Regions from separate parts of the Homo sapiens genome. Here region 2 is linked to region 1. The links are chromatin loops, found by intact Hi-C in ENCODE. Cell type or tissue: heart right ventricle. All regions are shown on one strand. Each heading gives the region's core, and the rest is flanking DNA. Links, peaks and the distances in the headings are about the cores only. Region 1 overlaps GABBR2 (gamma-aminobutyric acid type B receptor subunit 2). Region 2 overlaps ANKS6 (ankyrin repeat and sterile alpha motif domain containing 6).

Region 1 (9,682 bases), core at 519-8,518:
TAAGGACAGAACACCAGCATTTAGGGATGGGCAGAAAGGTCAGGAGCTGATGATGAGGAGTATGAGCAGGAGTGGCCAGGCAGGCACGAGGGGAGCCAGCAGAGAGCAGCATGGAAGCCACCGGGTGAGTTTCATTATGATGAATTGACAACCACTGGGCAAGGTAGATAGGATTATCCCTTTCTCAGAGATGAAGGAATTGAGGCTCCAGGAGATTAAGAAGCAAAGTTTTCAGCTAATCAGAGGTGGAGCTGTGATTTGAACCCAGGTCTCTGACTTCAAAATCTAATAAGCTGTTTTTACCATACCATGTTTAGCAACACAGGGTTTGGCACAAAGTAGATGATCAATAGATACTTGCTGGATGAAAGGATGGATGGATGCATGGGTACTGTCAGCAGCAAAAAATGCTAAAAATTTTTAACGAACAAGCAGAAAGATCTTGGAGCATGCCTGGAAGCAAGTCCACAGAACGGAAGCAGCTTAGAACTTTTTATAGCATTGCAGACGTGGTGATGACAAAGGCTTGCCTTCCTTCCACTGCTCTGTTAACGATCTTTTAAAGTCCTTTCAGAGCCAGTGTTTTTTTTCCCCTCTTCTTTCCATTCTTGCTTGCAAACGAAAGATGATTTTAGAATCCAGGCCTTCTTTATTTTGCTAAAGTACATGATGAGTAAAATGGCCTCTCAGTCAGCACTTTCCAATTTTGAAAGATGCTAAAAACTGATCTTTAAAAGCATATTTTTCTACTTTATGCATCAAAGGGCCATGAGGCCTGCTGGAGGGGATGGATGAACTGCAGGAAGGTGGCACCACCTGCAAGGCTGGGCCTCACTGTGGAGGGCAGGAAGCGGCTGGGATGGGGAGCAGGTGTTTGGGCCAGGGCCTGGCTGGTCTCCTGGTGGCCGCCCCACCCGTTCTCTTTCAGCCTGTTCTTCTCCATGGGACAGGACGCAGCTGGATCCCAATGCCCCAGAAAGCAACAAAGACCCCATTTACCTGACCCATGAGAGCCTCTGGCTGATGCTCAGTAATTGTCTGTTGAATGAATGAATGAGTCACAGGGGTCACTGTACACATTCCTATTAACCACACTGAGATAATGAATGTAATCCCATGTATAGAGCTTTCAAAAATAGATTTTCCTTAGAAATAAAGGTGGACACTCACTATGTGCTAGGCACTGTGTTAAGCACTTTACAAGGACTATTTCACTTAGTCTTCCCAGAAATCCGGTAAGGAACGTACTACCATTATCCTCATTTTGCAGATGAGGAAACTGGGGCTGAGATGGAAAAGGAGCGACCAGAGGCCACCCATGGTTTGTTGGTAGAGCTGAGATGCGAACAAAGCTCAAAGCAAGTCTGAAACCTCTTAATTGGGAAGCTCTGTAGGCTCCAGGAATTTCTTGAGGGATTAACTATCAGGAAGGTAGAAAGGGCTAGAACACTGTGCAGGGCAGCAGAGTGTGGTTGGCTGGGGTCTTGTCTCTGCCACAAACTCCCCAGGGGCCTTAGAAGCTCCTTTCTCCTCATCTGGCCTCAGTTTTCCTATATGTAAAGTGTGGAAGAAAGTTAGATGATGCTTCCATGGACTGCAGGATTTGCCTGCCCTGGTGGGAGGAGAACAGGGGAGGTTGCAAGGCCCCTGAGAGCAGTCAGCTTTAGCCTCCAGCCTGTACAGACTTGCCCTAGGGCTTGCCCATGAGACCAGGGTGGACTGACTGCAGGAGCCACAGGAAAGCCAGCCCTGGAGAGGGCTAGAGAATCCAGGCTGGGCTGGGGTTGGGGGTGAGGTTCTGCCCTGCCCACCTTCCCAGGCAGAGCTCTGGGCTAAGAGCCAGAGGTGAAGGAATGTTGTCTGCCACAGCCTTGAACCCTTTATGGGGTGCTGAACATCTACTCACCTTCATGATGTGTCCTTCCATCCACAGGGGAATGATGTGCGGATCATCCTTGGCCAGTTTGACCAGAATATGGCAGCAAAAGTGTTCTGTTGTGTAAGTAAAACAGTTGTATCATTCGTGTCTTTGGGGAGGTTCACGAAGCTTTTTCCCATACTCATTATCTCCCTGCTCAGTCTGTGAGTGGGATCACAGGACTGGAGCCTGGGTTCCTGGAAGCAGAAGAGTTGCGTTCACTGTTCTTTCCTCTTTCCAGGGAGCTAAAACCCCAGGGCTCAGAACAATACCATCATCGAGGAACCAGGGACCTCAGTCTAACCCATAGTCTAAGCCTTGTTGGCTAATTCTAAGTCTGCTCAACTTAGCCAGGGAGATACCAGAAATCAGGGTGAGGCTGAAGTGACTCAGACCCCCTCCCTGCCCTGTAGGTAGGGCTCAGAGTCTTAGGTTAGGGACAAATTATCAACTATTGATTTTCTCCTCCTGAATCCTTTACAGCTGTCTAGTGACAGATGACAAAGGTGACCTTTTTATGCCTTATCTCATTTAATCTTTTCAATAACCATGTGAAGCAACTATGATTTTCCCATTTTACAGATGAGGAAATAGAGCTCCATAGAGTAAAGGGACTTGTCCAAGGGCCCTCAGCCAATTCATGGCAGAGCCAAGGCTCCATCCCCATTAACCTGATCCCCAATCTAGTCTCTAAAAAAAAAAGGTTTTCTCCATATGACTTCTAGCTTAAGTTAGATGTAGGGGACAGAACACAGGAACTAAGTCAGTTTCCATTTTGATGTCCCAGCTCCCAATCCTCCCCATCATGTCAGGAGAAAAGTCAACAAAATGAAAGCCCAGGCAGGTGAGTCACTGTCTGCCCAATAAGCTTCACCTTTTAGACTGAGGTCATTCTAGGCGTAGTGTCTGGTGACGGGCCGCAGATCTCTGATCTTTTTGTCAGTAATGTGGATGAGGTTATAAATAGGAATTCTAGAAATCATGAAATACATTGGATGACAGAGTTTGAGTGCAAAGAACTTTAACAGGTTGGAATGTTTGATTAAATCCAAGCAGAGTAAATGGTCCTAACATATTATATTAGAACAAATGAAGCTGCCTAAGTCCAAGTGGTAGAGGGATAGCTGAGGAGTACTGTGTGTTGAGAAGAGAAGGGACTTTGGATGTTCCAGATGACCCCCAGTTTACTACCGGGTCTGGCAACTAAGGTCATCAGCATGAGCACAGTGCCAGAGAGCCGAGGTGACCTCAAATTGCATGTCTACACCCAGGGCAGGGTAGTCCCTCTGCTCTTTGCTGGAGAGACCCCACCTAGGGAGACCTGCCCAGCTCCTGGTGGCCTGTTTTGGACAGATGTAGGAATTGAAAAGAGACAAGCAGCGAGGATAGGGTAGTGGCTGCAAGCCGTGGTCACGTGTGGTTATTTGAACCTGAAGGCTCAGGAGCAAAACGAGAACTGTCCGATCATCTTCTGATTTAGCCGGGAGAAGGGAGAGGCTGTGAGGCTGACATTTCAGGGGATCTTGGATGGAGGCTGGCACTCAGGAGCCAATCAGCTTGGGCTTGAGTCCCTGTTCTGCTACTTATTATTGAAGTTGGGTATGTTGTTTACACTCTCTGAGCCCCAGTTTCTCATCTGTAAAATGGGGATTGTAACACCTGTCTGATAAGATTGTTGAGCAAAAACCCTCTGCATAGTACCTCATGTACAGTGAACCCTCAGCAGATACCAGCCATCTTTTTTTGGTTGTTTATATAGGGTCTCAGGTGTCCAAAGATGGAATGGGCCACCATTTACTGGCAAGTTTTATGGGTAGATTCCACAAAATTGTGTTAAGCATTCTATTTATCAGTGGAGAGTAGCAAGAGGTCTTTCCACATTGAAATCGAAGGAGGACCATGAGAAAAATAGAAAATATAGAGTGAATAGATATAAAAATTTTACTCCAAAACTCATAAAACCTTGCTGCTTACTACGTAGGGTCCAGAAATAACCCACTTTAAAAAGGAAAATAATGGTCCAAATTTGAGAGCGTGCTTTCTTTTACAAAAGAAACTCGGTATCCCCTCTCCAGTATCCCCAGGGCCTTGCAAGGAGCTGGTACATGGTGGGTGATTGGTGTTGATCGAATGAGGAAAACAAATAACTTCAGAAAAAATAAATTAATAAAAATGATCTATGAAGATGCCACACCAGACCCTGGCCACCTCCAGTTTGCAAGAAACATAGATGGGCCTTATGTTCTGATTTAAGCCAAATCAAAGCCCAGGTGTGACTGTGATCTCACTCTGCCACGCACTGGGGTGAGTTTCCAAGTGGCTTTCCCAGCCATGGTTTCTGCTTCTGAACAGATGGCATGGCTGTCTACCTTTCAACCCAAAGCCCCCTGGCTTGTCTGCCTTCCACATGGTACGGGGACATCATCCCACCTTCTCATCCCATTTTCCTCTTCACTCTTGTTAGTTTTGGCATTTTGAGATGAGGTTTCTCTTAGAGTCTTCACTTGCTGCCCCATTCCGAGGAGTTTCTCAGAGGCTTTGGGCTGGGTATAGTGTCCATGTGTTGGGTCCCCAGATGGAATCTGCCCTCAAGGACTTATGGTCTTGTCTGGTTGGGAAGGAGTTCTTCTGGAAGGTCCAGAAGGTCCTAAGGAGACTGTTCAATGTTTTCACGCTGGATCAAGACTGATAAGTGACAGAGGGAGGGGACGCTCAGAGCAGAGGCCCCCAAGAGAGCCTTCCGATCTCTATTGGAGTCAGAGCAGAGACCACATGGAAACAACCATGTCTCTGCCATCCAAATGCTGCCCTGGAAACTTTACAGCGTGTTGCTGTGTTCTTGAGATTGGAACTGCCACCCAATGGGATCGCAGACTCCAGCAAATGCAAGGCCTATTTATAGCCCTGTGGCAAATGTTCATTTTGGCATCAGCACAGTATGAGCATGGCATGTTGCTTTTGTCTTCTCCTCTGTCCTCAGTGGTCTGTTCTAAATTCTCAAGCACTCTAATGTGGGTTCTGGTTTTAGCTCTGCCAGCTGTGTGACCTCAATCAGGTCGCTTTACATCTCTGGTCCCCAGCTGCCTCATCTCTGAAATGGAAGCAATGATCCGTACCCTGTCTGCTTCATGGGGTTGTCGAGAGGCTTAAATGAGGCCACCAAAGGGAAAGCTTCATCCTAACTGTTAACTGCCTTACTGATGCGAGGGTTTATTACTATTATTGTTGTAAACCTTAATATAAAAAGGAAACGTCTTTCTTGCATGGGGAGTGGAGGAGGCAAAAGGAAACTTAATTAAATGATGAAATTAGATTTTTTTTTAAATTGTGTCATGGCTACATGTATACAGCTAGTAAGAACCAAAGGGGTTCATGGGGCTGAACCGTGTGAACTCAGGATGGCCCACTCTCATGCAATAGTACCCGTTTGTCAGTCATAGGTCCTAAGACCACATTTCTACCAGATGCAGAGAAAATGGAGGTGTGGTGGCTCATGCCTGTGATCCCAACACTTTGGGAGGCCAAGGCTGGAAGATAGCCTAAGCCCAAGAGTTAGACCAGCCTGGGCAGCATGGCAAGACCTCATCTCTACAAAAAATTTAAAAATTAGCTGGGCGTGGTATCATCTGCCTGTATTCTCAGCTACTCAGGAGGCTGAGGTGGGAGGATTGCTGGAGCCCAGAAGTTCGAGGCTGCAGTGACCCATGGTCATGCCACAGCATTCCAGCCTGAGTGACAGAGACAGACCCTGTCTCAAGAAAAAAGAAAACAAAAATCAAGGTGACCAAGTAAATTAGAAATGCATTCATTCGGTCGGTCCACAACCGTTGATTGAGTAGCCCCTGTATACCAGGCACTGTAGAAAGCCCTGGGGCTCCAGGAGAGAACTGGCATGGCCCCACCCTCCCAAAACTCCCCAACTGGCAGAGGAGACAGAGAAGCATACCAGTGCCTAGTTAAAACTCATGTGTCCAACAACCTCAGCCCTTCTGACCATAGGAATACTGCAATGGAGTCCTGGAGGCATTTCCACAGTTGCATTAGACAATGGATGATCTATCCAAGCCCAGTCTACCTCCCTTGCAGGAGAGCCTCACTCAAAGCCTGCTTGCTTTTGCTCTACAAATATGCTTAGCAATCTAGGCGCCCTACTTTCCAAGTCTATAGCAGTTTAAAAGCAGCAAATTCAGAGTGAGGCAGAGGAACTTGATGATAGTGAAAAATGACAGTGTAGAACTGACAGCTAGAAAGGAGACAAAAAGCCATGAAAAGTGGATCCAAAGTCTAAGTACAACTGTCTGGGGCCATCTGGTGTTTGGGGCAGTCTTCTCTAAGCCCAAGAACATAGCCCAGAACAGTGACTTATGTTCAGAATGAAACTATGGGTTACCAAGAGGAGAAGAGAATGAGAAGGGGCAGCTAAAATGTTTCTGAACATAGTGTTTGCCATGCATGATACACAAATTATCTCATTTAATTCTTAAACCAGTACAGTGAGGCAGGCTTTGCTTTCCTCTGTCTGTCCATGGGAAAAGTGGGGCTCCAGGAGTTGTGTGCATGAGTTACCTGGCAGGCATGTGGCAGAAAATCTGCTGTTTGACTGTATTATTTTTTTCCCCAAAAAGTCAGAAGCTAGGTTAGAAAAAGTTTTGTCTTCATCAAAATTGACTAATGTTCTAAATAAAATGTATTATCATTCAAATGGAATAAGCTTCTGTTTTCTGGAAAACTCACTTACAAGAAACAGCTACAACAGGACAGTAGCTGGTTGAAGAACTGTCAGAGCTGATCTGATTTTCTGCTCTGAACTTCCTGCTCAGTGCTGCCTCTTAATTAATTACCACATGGTCTTAATTATCACATGTGTGAAGAAAATCTGCCTTTGTGTCTGATCAGAAGGCCTTTTCATATCCTCACTCTGAGTTTTTTTGTTTGTTTGTTTGTTTTTTGAGACAGAGTCTCACTCTGTCACTCAGGCTGGAGTACGGGGGTGTGATCTCAGCTCACTGCAACTTCTGCCTCCCAGGTTCAAGCAATTCTCCTGCCTCAGCCTCCTGAGTAGCTGGGATTACAGGCATGTGCCACCATGCCCAGCTAATTTTTGTATTTTTTAGTACAGACAAGGTTTCACCATGTTGGCCAGGCTGGTCTTGAACTCCTGACCTCAAGTGATCCGCCCACCTCGGCCTCCCAAAGTGCTATAGGCATGAGCCAACGCGCCCAGCCACTCTGTATCTACTGATTCTTACTTCCTCATAAGTGGAGCTGTCTCCTTGCCACAACCTTATAAGATTGAGAAAACTTCCAAAAATCCTTTTGTTTTGTTTTACTAAGAGCGGAACTTCAAGAATGGACTTTGAGTCTTGTCCCTTTGACTTACCAGCTATATGTGTTGAGAAAATTTCATCTATAAAATTTAGATAATAGTGCATACCTCATAGGGTAGTTGTGAGAATAAAATAATATATAAAAATAGCAACACACATAATGGGACCTCAATACACATGAGATCTCTGTCAGTAAAAGATGAGAGTTGTGAAGTCTTACAGGCTCTGCCATTGATTAAATGACCTGGGATTACTAGGGTGACCCTTTTATTCAAAAGTCTAGTCCCCAGCCAGGATCTGGCATTTCTTTTCTTTTCTTTTCTTTTCTTTTTTTTTTTTAAAGTTTCTGTGGACTAAATTTCATTCATTAGAGAGAAGCCCCGGAGACTGCCTGCTTTTCTTCAGCTGGGATTTTGTTAGGTAATTAAAATACGAGAGTTTTCTGTATTTTCCATGACAGTTTTGTTTGGGGCAACATTGTAATGTAGTTGCTGCAAAAATGACTGTGATCTGAGGTTGCATTATGAGAAGTACAGTGTCTAAAATGAGGGAAGCGAAGGTCCTGTATCATCGAAGGAGTCTAGTGAAGAGACAGTGTGATCACTGCCTTGAGGTAGTTGAAGGGGTCTTTTGTTAAGCAATGTCTATTTAATCTTCAGATACCTTGCCGAACCAATGGATGGAGACCACAGAGAGGGGATCTGAGCTTAAGTCAAGGAACAAATCTTTTAACTCACATGTACCCCAATGAGCTGCTCCACACTGCAGCCTGGGCTTTCTCAGGTATTAAGGGTGTTTTAGAGGAGTAGCCTCTGGACTTGGGATGAGGAGAGTGCCCCTCTGACTGTTAGAATTGATGGTAACTTTTCTCTAACATATAGGAGTTGTTGGGAGCTCTGGCCTCCCTTCTGTGGACAGACCCTCACTTTAGCCTCCTGGAGCCTAAGTGGAAGGCAGCAAGAACCTTCCCAGGGTCCAGAGCAATCTCAGGCTTCTCTCCCTACACCCTCCTGTCCTCTCACATTAACCCTGCTGTAGGCCAAGGGGTGCGACATGAATGGTTCCCCAACATCTCCTAATGTGGGTGACTCCCCAGGATTGAACGGAAGGATTGTTTAAGGTTTCAGTTTAGAATGCGGGCAGTCCATCAATGCACAGAGGAAATTTCCATCCACCCCTGCTCTCTGTAGTCACTTCTGGGTATTTTGTTTACTTACGGGTACATGACCACCACTTAGAAACTTTATTCTGAACCCAATTTTGATGGAACCTGACAGTCCTACAAACTGGGACTTTTCTGCTTGAATCAAAGCTATCAAAAACCATGATTTTCCTGATATAAAATAATGACAATAAGAATTAGAGTCAAGTAGGGGTGCATTAGAACCTTCTGATGACTTTTCTTTAAATGGAAGGCAAGCAGTGTAGCTTTGTACCCTTAAAGTCAGCAGAACTAGATCCAGGCCTGACTTTTCTCCCTGACTGTTTGACCTTGGAAAAGTTACTTTCCCTCTGATTTTCAGTTTCCTCCTCTCTAGAATGAGGATGATAAACCACCTCCCAGAGTGAATGTGAGTGACAATCAAATAAGATCCATGTAAGATATAAAAATGTAAGGGAATTTTTTTAGGATCTGAATTTATACACTCTGTGTTTTGGATAAAGATTCAGAGCGACTTCTCGGTTTGCCAAGTGGCATCTTATATAAACTACACACTTAGATTAAATTGCCTTGGCCCCTTAAAAATTATTCCCCCTGGGTTGTGTTATGAGGCCTCAGCTTTTAGTAAAGATCTATACAAAAATTAGCTTTATGAAATCTCTTTGTTGTAGAAGTTGTGTTGATACTAAACTGGCTAATTTGACAGTATCCTCTCCATATGGGACATTTTTAGGGTTAGAGACTAGAAAATACTTTGTTTCCCCAAAGATCTGGTATGTTTTCTCCTTATTGATAATGAGAGTTGTGTAAATAACCTTGTTGCCCTTTTCTCTTGGGCTGCTGGGAAGTTCATGGTGAAATTTGCAGCTAATGATGAATATGGTTAGAACCTTTGGTCTGTCTACATTCTGTTCCTTCTATCTTCAGGAAACATAATTTATATTTTTATGGGCCCTTATGTTTTAATTTTTATTCAGTACTTATTATTTTATTATACATGTTATCCATAAACTACCTTGGATCCTTTGATAAATAGCAAGGAAGAAACCAAACAAGTAATTAAACATTTCCTAAATCCTCTGGGAAGAGGAAGCCTTCCTCCCCACCTGTCTTCCAGGGCACAGAGCCTTGAACTGTGCGACTCTCAATGCCCTCATAGTCACTCCATCTTTTACAGGCATACGAGGAGAACATGTATGGTAGTAAATATCAGTGGATCATTCCGGGCTGGTACGAGCCTTCTTGGTGGGAGCAGGTGCACACGGAAGCCAACTC
Region 2 (9,682 bases), core at 617-8,616, 300 kb before region 1:
TGACCCTCAAAGAGGTCTGAGAGGGGAAGCAGAGGTTCACATCCTCTTGAAGAGATGAGGTCGCCAAGACTCGGGAAGTGATCTGTCCCAGCCAGAGGGTTGGAGTCCTGTGCCCCAAGTCCAGTGATCCTACTCCACCTCATTGGAGACCTTCTTCACTTGCCAAGAGTTTGTTATTCGGAATCAGTCCGCAGCCACTCTCGCTGGATCTCATACACACTTTTTCTGAGAAACTCATCTTTTCAGTGTTCCTCTTCTCCCTAGCCTCCACTGCCGTTTATTCCCTTTCCCAATAAAACAGTCTATTCCTAGGAATATTTTGCCTACTGGGTTTTTAAATGAAGTGTTTACACAAAACTTTTGAAGAAACTCATGCCTATTATTGAATACTTGGAGAGAAAAAAGAAATAACCTGGCGTGGATGGCTCACGCCCATAATCCCAGCACTTTGGGAGGCTGAGGTGGGTCGATCACTTGAGGCCAGGGGTTCGAGACCAGCCTGGCCAACATGACGAAACCCCATCTCTACTAAAAATACAAAAATTAGCCAGGCATGATGGCGGGCACTGTAGCCCCAGCTACATGGGAGGCTGAGGCAAAGAACCGCTTGAACCTAGGAGGTGGAGGTTGCGGTGAGCCAAGATTGTGCCACTGCACTCCAGCCTGGGTGACAGAGCAAGACTCTGTCTCCAAAAAAAAAAAAAAAGAAATAGTCATCAAGAAAAAGCATTGTTAATAGTTTGGAGTAGTTTCTTCTCAATCTTTTTTGCAATGCTTTTTTTATATAACTGAGTTGGGTTCCTAATAACTTCATAATACTTAGTATTTTTAAAGCACTTGTATTGCTCTAAAGGAATTCCCGTGAATTGATAAGATACCTTTATGTGGTGGGTATTAATGTCACTGACTTGTACAGACGCACAAAGAGGCTTTGTAATTTACCTGCAGTTACACAGCCAGGGAGGGACAGAAGCAGAATCTGAACCTCTGCAGCCTGGCTGTGAAGCCTGCACTTTTAAACACACTGTCCCCCTGCCTTCCTCATGAGAGAGGACTTCCGGTTTTTCTTTCTGGTTAAGTAGGTTAAGCCCTGCTGGCTTTGTTTGCCACCTTTTGAAGATCAGATGGAGAGGCAGGTGCCTTGATTCTGGAATTACACAGACCCTGGAGCTGCAGGGCTGAGTTCTAAGTCTAACAGGGGTCATCTTGAGTCTTCTCCTTATGGCCCAACAGACATATTTGCAGGTAAAATGATGCCTTTTGTGTCCATAGACACGGAACTTGTTCGACTGCTGGCATCTGTCTGCATGCAGGTGAATAAAGACAAAGGCCGGCCGAGCCACCAGCCTCCCCTGCCCCACTCGAAGGTCCGACAGCCCTGGAGCATCCCAGTGCTGCCCGATGACAAGGGTGGACTGAAGGTTTGCCTTTTCCTGTCTTAAAGGGGCTTGGGGGCTAGGGAGATGGGGGCTGGCGGGGAGCCTGCTGCCTCCTATGCACCCAGGCTGGTTTATGCTAGGGAGTCCCTGCAGGGGTGGCAGGTGAGCTGGCATTGAGCAATAGGAAACAAAGGGGACCAGGAAAAACTGGGGAGACTGTGACCATGTTGTGGCAACAGTGGCTGCTTTGTAAGAATGTGGGTCCACGCGGCCGGGCACGGTGGCTCACGCCTGTAATCCCAGCACTTTGAGAGGCCAAGACGGGCGGATCACGAGGTCAGGAGATTGAGACCATCCTGGCTAACACGGTGAAACCCCGTCTCTACTAAAAATACAAAAATTAGCCGGGCATGGTGGCGCACGCCTGTAGTCCCAGCTACACGGGAGGCTGAGGCAGGAGAATGGCGTGAACCCGGGAGGCGGAGCTTGCAGTGAGTCGAGATCGCGCCACTGCACTCCAGCCTGGGCGACAGAGCGAAACTCCGTCTCAAAAAAAAAGAAAAAAGCTTGAGCCTGGTAGGCTGTGGTTGCAGTGAGCTGAGATCACGTCACTGCACTCCAGCCTGGGCGACAGAACAAGAACTTGTCTCAAAAAGGAATGTGGGTCCATATTACTAGATCTCTCTCTCTTTTTTTTTTAAAGGAAAAAATAGAAATCCAGATTTTGATATGGAATCTTAATTTATAAGTACAGGGAATTTTAGAAAATTCTGCATGATGTAGTACTGAGCTGGCCAAAGCAAACACTTCTCTTCCCAAGGAATCCGTTTGCAGCCTCTGCTTTACTGTGCAGGATATTTGCTGATCATGCCACTCTGGGGTCTCCCTGCAGTCCACAGGCCCTGCCAGCTTCCTGGAAACACCAGAAACAAGCTCTGGTGGCTGCTTGTAACTGCAAGCTGAGACTTTCTCTTTGGATTTCTCATCTTCCACATCCTGCTCTACTTGTTTGAAATCAAACTTACTTTATGCCTGAGAAAACAAAACAACACACTGGTCTTGTCTGCTGACCTCCCCAGTCTGCATGGGGTGGTAGCGCCTTCTGAGGGCTGCAGACTCGGCGCTCCTTTTGTGTCCATTGCTGGCTCAAGCTCTGCATCCTTCCTGACTGTGTTGTTCTCATAGCTCCCTTCATTCCTGCTCTTACTGCCATTTCCACAGGCAGGCCCTCACAGATGCCCTTCGTGGCTGTTCATTAACCTCTGAGTGGTCATGGGTTACAAGCGTTCCCAGGAGGTAGTGCCTGTCCTCTCTAGGTGAGGCTCAGCTATAGGAGCAGCTGGCCCAGGCCCTGGTATAGAGATCCTGATGCCTCTCACGTTATCACCAGAGCAGGAGGAGGGAGATTATGCTATTGTAGACGCTTAGGAATCTGGAGCTGCCTCTGTGTCCATCTGTCCCTGTCTCACTGTAAGACCTCAAGCAAGTCAGCAATCCTGTCTGGGTCTCCATTTCTCAATCTGTGCAATGAGGAGATTGATTAGATGAGGGGTGGCAAATAGGGTTCACTGCCACCTCCAGGCTATTGGAAGTGACTGCCTAAGGGCTGGGTCAGGAAAGATTTAGTGAGTAACCATGGCTTATTGGGAATGGGTGCTATCATTGATCAGTAATGTCTGTCTGGGCCCCAGGAGAGGGGAGGGCAGGCACATGTGAATGTAGTCACTGTCTCTGGGCTGGCAGGTCCTGGGCCTGGTCTCCTTGCCCTTCCTGGAGCATGACTTCTGCTCTGCGTTCCTTTGGCAGTCCTGGTGGAACCGAATGTCCAATCGGTTCCGAAAGCTCAAACTGATGCAGACGCTGCCCCGTGGGCTGTCCAGCAACCAGCCTTTGCCTTTCTCTGACGAGCCTGAGCCAGCTCTGGACTCCACAATGAGGGCTGCCCCCCAGGACAAGACAAGCCGCTCTGCACTCCCTGATGCGGCCCCTGTGACCAAAGACAATGGTGAGAAAAGTCTGCATGTGCAGTAGAATTTTTGGAATGGTCTGAGCCTGTACCCTCTGCCCTTCATCCTACCTCCTGGGTTGCTGTCAGGGGTAAGATGATGTTGGAATGGGACACTGGAGCATAGAGGCTGGTCTGGTGGAAAAGATACTTAGGCAGGGACACAACCACCAAGAGTGTGATAGAATGAGAAGGTGCTGGCCAGTGGCAAGAGGCCCAGGTTCCTGTCCCACACTCCCTGCTGAGGGACGACAGGGAGTCGTCCTCTCTCTTGCCTTTGATAGGTGGTTTTCCCCACCTCTGAAATGTGATTGGTCTATGACACTGAAAGCATCTTGAAATAAAATGAGTTACTGGGAGGGTGTGAGTAGTGAGCTCCCCGTCACTCAAGGTATTCAACAGCTTGGATAACTTTGTCAGTTTGCTGAAGGAGATTCCCATACTGACTGGAACATAGATAAGATCCCTTCTAACAGTCAGATTCCCCATGACCAGATTAGCTACTTTGGCACCACTGTCTGAGACAGACTATTGAGCTGGGGGCACCACTGTCTGACTCAGTACGGCAGTGGTTTATGGAAAAGCTGAAAACATGCTCCAATATACCTTTTAAATGCCTTCCTTCTATTAAAATATCGAATACCAATTATTATTAAATATTTAAGCACCCAGGAGAGTTGGTTTTCCAGGTTGAAGCCTGCCCCAGTCACTCATCCTTATGCTGTGGACACGTGGAGGGGTCATTTCAGGAAATTTCCATTTGTCTCTCAGGTCCTGGGAGCACAAGAGGAGAAAAGGAAGACACGTTATTGACAACCATGGTGAGTGTGGGGCTTTTCTAAAAGCATTTTAGGTCTCCGGCAATCATCAGTTGATTGATTTACAAGGAGGGATGTAGGTGTTTGTCTGTCTTTGTAGTGGTCACAGATAGGGTTGGTGATGAGAATGTGTAACAGTGGGCTTAGCTCTGGCACTGAGGAGTCAGAACAGATGCCAGCTCTAAACTGTGGAGAGGGCTGTGCTGGTGCTCACCCGCTGGGTGTCAGCCCTGGCCCTGTTCTCATGGAGGCAGGGGATTGAGGGTAGGAATTGATGGGCAGCATGAGAAATGAAGACTCACCATTTGGGCTGTGGAGAACCAGGGTGAGAGGAGTCAAAGAGGAGGCTATGTTTCCAGCTGGGGAGGCCTCAGTTTCCTCATCTGTAACTTAGAGATGTATTAGGATTAGGGTCAACTGTGAGTAACGGAAAATCCCCAAGTAACAATGGTGTAAATAAGACAGCAGCCTACTTCATTCAAGTAAACAAAGTCCAGAACTAGTATATGGCTCATTGGAGTTAGGGACTTGAGTCCTTTCTGCCTGTTGGTCCCCCATGTGTAGTTTCTGTTTCTCAGGTCACCTCTTGGTTCAAGATGGCTGCCAGAGCTCTGGCCCATGACGGCCTCATTCCAGCCAGCAGGAGAGAGGAGGGGAGAAGAGGTAGCCATGGGCACATGCCAGCTGTCTTTAAGGAAGTTTCTTGGGGCCACGCACAGTAGCTCATGCCTGTAATCCCAGCACTTTGGGAGGCGGAGGCAGGTGAATCACGTGAGGTCAGGAGTTTGAGACCAGCCTGGCCAACATGGTGAAACCTCATCTCTACTAAAAATACAAAAATTAGCTGGGCATGGTGGTGGGCGCCTGTAATACCAGATACTCGGGAGGCTGAGGCAGGAGAATTGCTTGAACCCGGGAGGTGGAGGTTGCAGTGAACCAAGCTCGTGCCATTGCTCTCCAGCCTGGGCAACAGAGCAAGATTCTGTCTTTAAAAAAAAAAAAAAAAAGGGTTTTTGGCAACTACTCTGCTTAAATCACAGTGGGGAAGCTGGGAAATGAAGTCTTTGTTCCAAGTGGTCCTGTGCCCATCTAAATGAACATTAGGGGTGTCATTTCTAAGATGTGAAAAGTAGATACTGGGGGACAGTTTGCAGTCTCTGACTTCGGGGATCCCTCATGGTTATGGTTTTTAAACAAGATCACTCCCAGGAAGTTCTTAGCATAGTGTCTGGCCCAGAATAAGCTCCGTGGTGTGAACTTGGATGTGTTACCTCCCCTCTCTGGGTTTCACGTTTGTTTCCTCTGACATGAGAGCTTAGTGGTTAAAGTTGGACTTGAGTCCCTTTAGCGCTAAGACCCTAATACTAGCCAGCAGAGGGCAGTATTGCTGAGGACAAGGGAGCAGAGGGGGCTCCCAGAAAAGGCATCAGCAGTGTCAGGAACTTTAGAGCCCAGCGAGGGGTCCTGACCCAATCTGCCCACGGCTCCCTGCCACCCCAACAGGTGTAAATTGATGGCTCGAACACTGACTGTGGGGGCTTGTGCTGCCTGACGTTTGATCATGTTATTAAATAGCAATAATTATTTTTGGTGTGAAGACAGAAATGCTATTTTAGAAATTTTGGAAGAAGCAGTAAAACATATAGAAGGAAAATAAATTCATCCCTGATCACACACCCAACTATAACCATGGTTGGCATTTTTATGGATATGTCTTTTGAGTATTTTTTGTAAGCAGTTTTTTAGCATGTATAAATATGATATGATGTTGTATATAATAATAGCAAATACCATAGCTTTTACTAAGTACCAGCTACTATTCATCGCACTTTGCATGTATCAGCTCATTTAATATTCCTGAGGTTGGCACTGTTAGTATCTTTCCCATATTGTGTTGAATCCAATTTATTTGTGATTTATGTGTTGTGACCATCTTTTCCATGTCATAAAACACCATGTAGCCACATCATATTTAATGGCTACATTAGAACATTCTAGTGTAGGAACGTGTCTCTTTATCCAAGACTGAACTGTCAGACTCTGGGATTTCTAGTTTTTTGTTATTTTAACAGCTCAGATGAATGTCCTTATACCTTCGTTTCCCCCACTTGCCTGATTATTTGCTCAGGATGAATACCTAGAAATGGAATTCCTGGGTCAAAGGTTGTGAATGTCATTGGCTTCCAGAAAGATAGCAACAATTTAGACTGTTACCCCAGGGAGGGAAAATACCCTTTTGTGGTGGTGGATTTGTCGCTGTGAGTTTCCAACTCAACCCCGTTTGCTGGATGAGCTTGTTGTGGTCTAGAGGGAAAGAGGGGACAGCACTTGTTTAGAGACTCAGAAAAGCAGGACAGAGCCAGCCTGGGAACCCCGGAGGTGTACTACTTCCCCAACTGCTCATGCCCTGTAGAGGGCGCCAGTGTGCCTGCCCCCCCATAATGGGTGGGGTGGCCCGGCTGCCCTGCTGATGGGCATGTGCAGCCATCAGTGTGGAGATGCCCGCCTGCTCGGCTCCCGAGGCGAGTTTAGCTGTGGGATGCCCGTTGCTGCAAAGCTCCATCTGGCACAAAGTTCACTATTTTTCTTAATTAAGGTGAGCTTGGTCTGTGAACACTTCCTTGAAGATCTAACAGTCATTACTGTGTAGATTTTATACTGACCCCCAAATCACATTTTCAAAATTAAAAATTAAATTACAATTAAATGTCAGCAGCAGGAGGCGTGGCTGGAGCAAGCTGGGATGTGGGGGGCTGGGGAAGAGAGTGGTGCTGAGCCCTAGCCCTTATCACCTCCTGCTTCCTTCTTCACTCCCAATGGCTGCTCATGCTGGTCTCCTTGCAGCACTGCACCCATGTCCTGCTCCTCTAGGTTCCAGGCCTTTCCATATTCTGGCCCCTCACTCAGTCTGGAATGCACCTCCTGGTCCTCACTGGCCCAGCTTAAACTGTCGTTCTCAGCTCGGTTCCCACAAAGGTGCCTTCACTGTGCAGCAGGGGCACCCCTCCTCTGTGTTCTCCCAGTTCCCCTGCCTCCCCCACAGCACACCAACATCATCTGCTTCTCCTTGGCGCTCTGTCTCCTCTGCCCCATTCTGATCTTGCTGCTGTGAGGAGAGATCCAGAAGAAGCCTGGTGTTGGCGCAGAGCAGACATGGGTGTTGTGCGGTTACTGGGAGGAGAGCTGTAGATGCCACATAGCTCCCGGCTTGGGTGGAGGGGTGGATGGTGGTGCCATGCCCCAAGAAGCAGGAAAAACATGGAGTCTTTCCTGCAGAGTTGGGAGCCCTCCTGGGGGCTTGTCTAACCCTCAGCCTGTCTTTTTCAGCTTCGAAACGGAGCTCCCCTCACCAGACTCCCGAGTGACAAGCTGAAAGCAGTCATCCCCCCATTCCTACCCCCTTCCAGTTTTGAGCTGTGGAGCTCTGATCGGTCCCGGACGCGTCACAACGGGAAGGCAGACCCCATGAAGACTGCGCTGCCCCAGAGAGCCAGCAGGGGCCACCCCGTGGGCGGCGGGGGCACAGACACTGTAAGTTGTCTTCTGACACACTTTTACACATCACTCACTGCTCACTGAGATCATGGTGTGTTCCAGGCAGCGGGACCTCAAACCGACGAATCCAGAGGGGTTGCAACTTTTTTTTTCTTTTGAATGGATGATATCCTTTTGTCTAATGAAGCCCTACAGAGCAACTCAGTATGGAAAATAGATTAAAATGTTGAGGTAGCAGGGAACATCTGTCCCCTCACTGGAACCCTAGATCTCCAAGGAGCACAGTTTGAAGACCTGATCCATCTAATCCAACCTTCCTTTTAGTAGATGAGGAAACTGGGACCCAGGGAGTGGGAGTAATAGCTGAAGATCACCAGCCAAGTGTGAGTGAACCATAATCAAGAGCAAACACTCAGCGGCAACTCTGTGTGCTACTGGTGTTTTCTTGTGCCCAAGAGTATGACTTCTATCCTTTTGACTGTAGTGATTTCTAACTTGGTGGCTCTTGGTCTGTTTCTGAAATTGACAGTCTCATCAGTGTGGAAGGTATCTGTGTGTAACCTGTATCTAGATGGTAGATGCAGCAAATGGGCAAGACGAAGGGATTCAGGACTGACCCTGTCGCCATGTGCTGGGTGATTGGAGAAACGTGTGGCCTCTATCTCTATACGATGGGGCTGACCCCAGCACTCACTGCTGCCTCCTAGGGCTATGATAGTATGAGATCACCTGCAGGAGACCAAGAGCCTGGCGCCTGGAGATGCTCTCAAAACAGGCAGGACAGGTTTGCATTTAGTCCACTATTCTCGATCAGGTAGGAACGGGGGAGTTGTAGAACCCATCCCTGAGACTTCTTCTATGGCTGTGTTTCCTTGAGAATTTAACCCTAGAGGGACAGAACATCAACTTGACTTGCTTCATTTGCTCAGTGAACATTAACTGAATCCCACTGCCATGTAGCCCAGTCAGCCCCATTCTGCCCTAGAAGAGGTGGTGGTCTGGGTGGCAAAGACACAGGCACAGAACATGAGGCAGGGAGCAGTGTTAGGAGTGTGGGAGCGCCAGAGAGGTGACCGTGTGTGGTAGGGCACTCGGGAGGCCTCCAGGAAGAGGCGACAGCTGAGCTGGGATTTGCAGGCTGTGGAAGAGTTTTCTCCCCAGTGGAGTGCAGGCAGCAGCGTCCCAGGTAGAGGGAGAGAGAACGTGAGCTATGGCCTTTGCAAGTGTGTTCTGTTTCGCTTACTCAGCAGAGGGGCCTCATTCTGGGCCCTGGGGATCGTGTCACTGTCCCTCCCTTAGGAGTGCCCACAGTGGGGGGCCAGGGCCCTGGGATCTGTCACTGTCTCTCCCTTAGGAGTGCCCACAGTAGAGGACCAACAAGAGGACCTTCGTTTTGGTGTCCTATGGCTGCTGTAACAAGTCACCACAAACTGCATGGCTTAAAACAACAGAAATGTATTCTCTCACAGTCCTGCAGGCAGAAAGTCTGAAATCAAGGTGTCAGCAGGGCCCTGCTCCCTCGGGAGGCTCCGGGGAGATCCTTTCTTTCCTCTGACAGCTTCTCTTGATTCTAGGCTTCGCTTGGCTTGTGGCTGCATCACTCCAGTCTCGGCCTCCGTGGTCACATTGCTTCCTCATTTGTCAAAATTCCCTCTGCCTTTTCTCTTATAAAGATACATGTGATTGCATTTAGAGCCCACCTGGATAATCCAGGATAAGCTCCTCCTCTCAAAATCCTTGACTTGGGCACATCTTAGGTAAGCACATATAAGCTCATCCTCATTCTCATGCCTCATAAGGTAACAGTCAAAGGTTCTGGGAATTAGGACACTGTGTATCTTTTTGGCGGCTGCAATTCAGCCCACTGCAACCTTTAATCACATCTACTGAGTGCCTTCTTTGTGCCGAGGCCAGAGCTGGGTACTAGGCATATAGCAGAGAACCAAGTCCCCATGGAGCTGGCAGTCCACTGGGGCATCATACAC

What was found. Hi-C counts contacts between places; a loop is a spot of excess contacts. Peaks named below come from ENCODE experiments on the same cell type or tissue, not always from the same donor. Only the 100,000 strongest peaks of a DNase experiment are listed, where the experiment ranks them.
Region 2: a loop joins it to region 1, with 2.5 times the contacts of the local background. A loop is called at or near these places in 3 of 110 quality-filtered maps.

What each region holds. Positions count from the first base shown.
Region 1 is chr9:98,473,249-98,482,930 of GRCh38, reverse strand. GABBR2 (gamma-aminobutyric acid type B receptor subunit 2) reads left to right here. Exons shown (of 19, transcript NM_005458.8): 5 at 1,934-1,999; 6 at 9,585-9,682. Among named protein-coding and RNA genes, the nearest start is that of TBC1D2, 220 kb to the right of the region's middle. In heart right ventricle, for the core only: no CTCF peak of the experiment used is centred there; a DNase peak (open chromatin) is centred at 4,778; H3K27me3 peaks cover 265 bases.
Region 2 is chr9:98,771,928-98,781,609 of GRCh38, reverse strand. ANKS6 (ankyrin repeat and sterile alpha motif domain containing 6) reads left to right here. Exons shown (of 15, transcript NM_173551.5): 6 at 1,273-1,421; 7 at 3,186-3,384; 8 at 4,156-4,205; 9 at 7,530-7,733. Among named protein-coding and RNA genes, the nearest start is that of ANKS6, 20 kb to the left of the region's middle. In heart right ventricle, for the core only: CTCF peaks have their summits at 5,364, 5,576 (motif pointing right) and 6,624 (motif pointing right); a DNase peak (open chromatin) is centred at 5,589.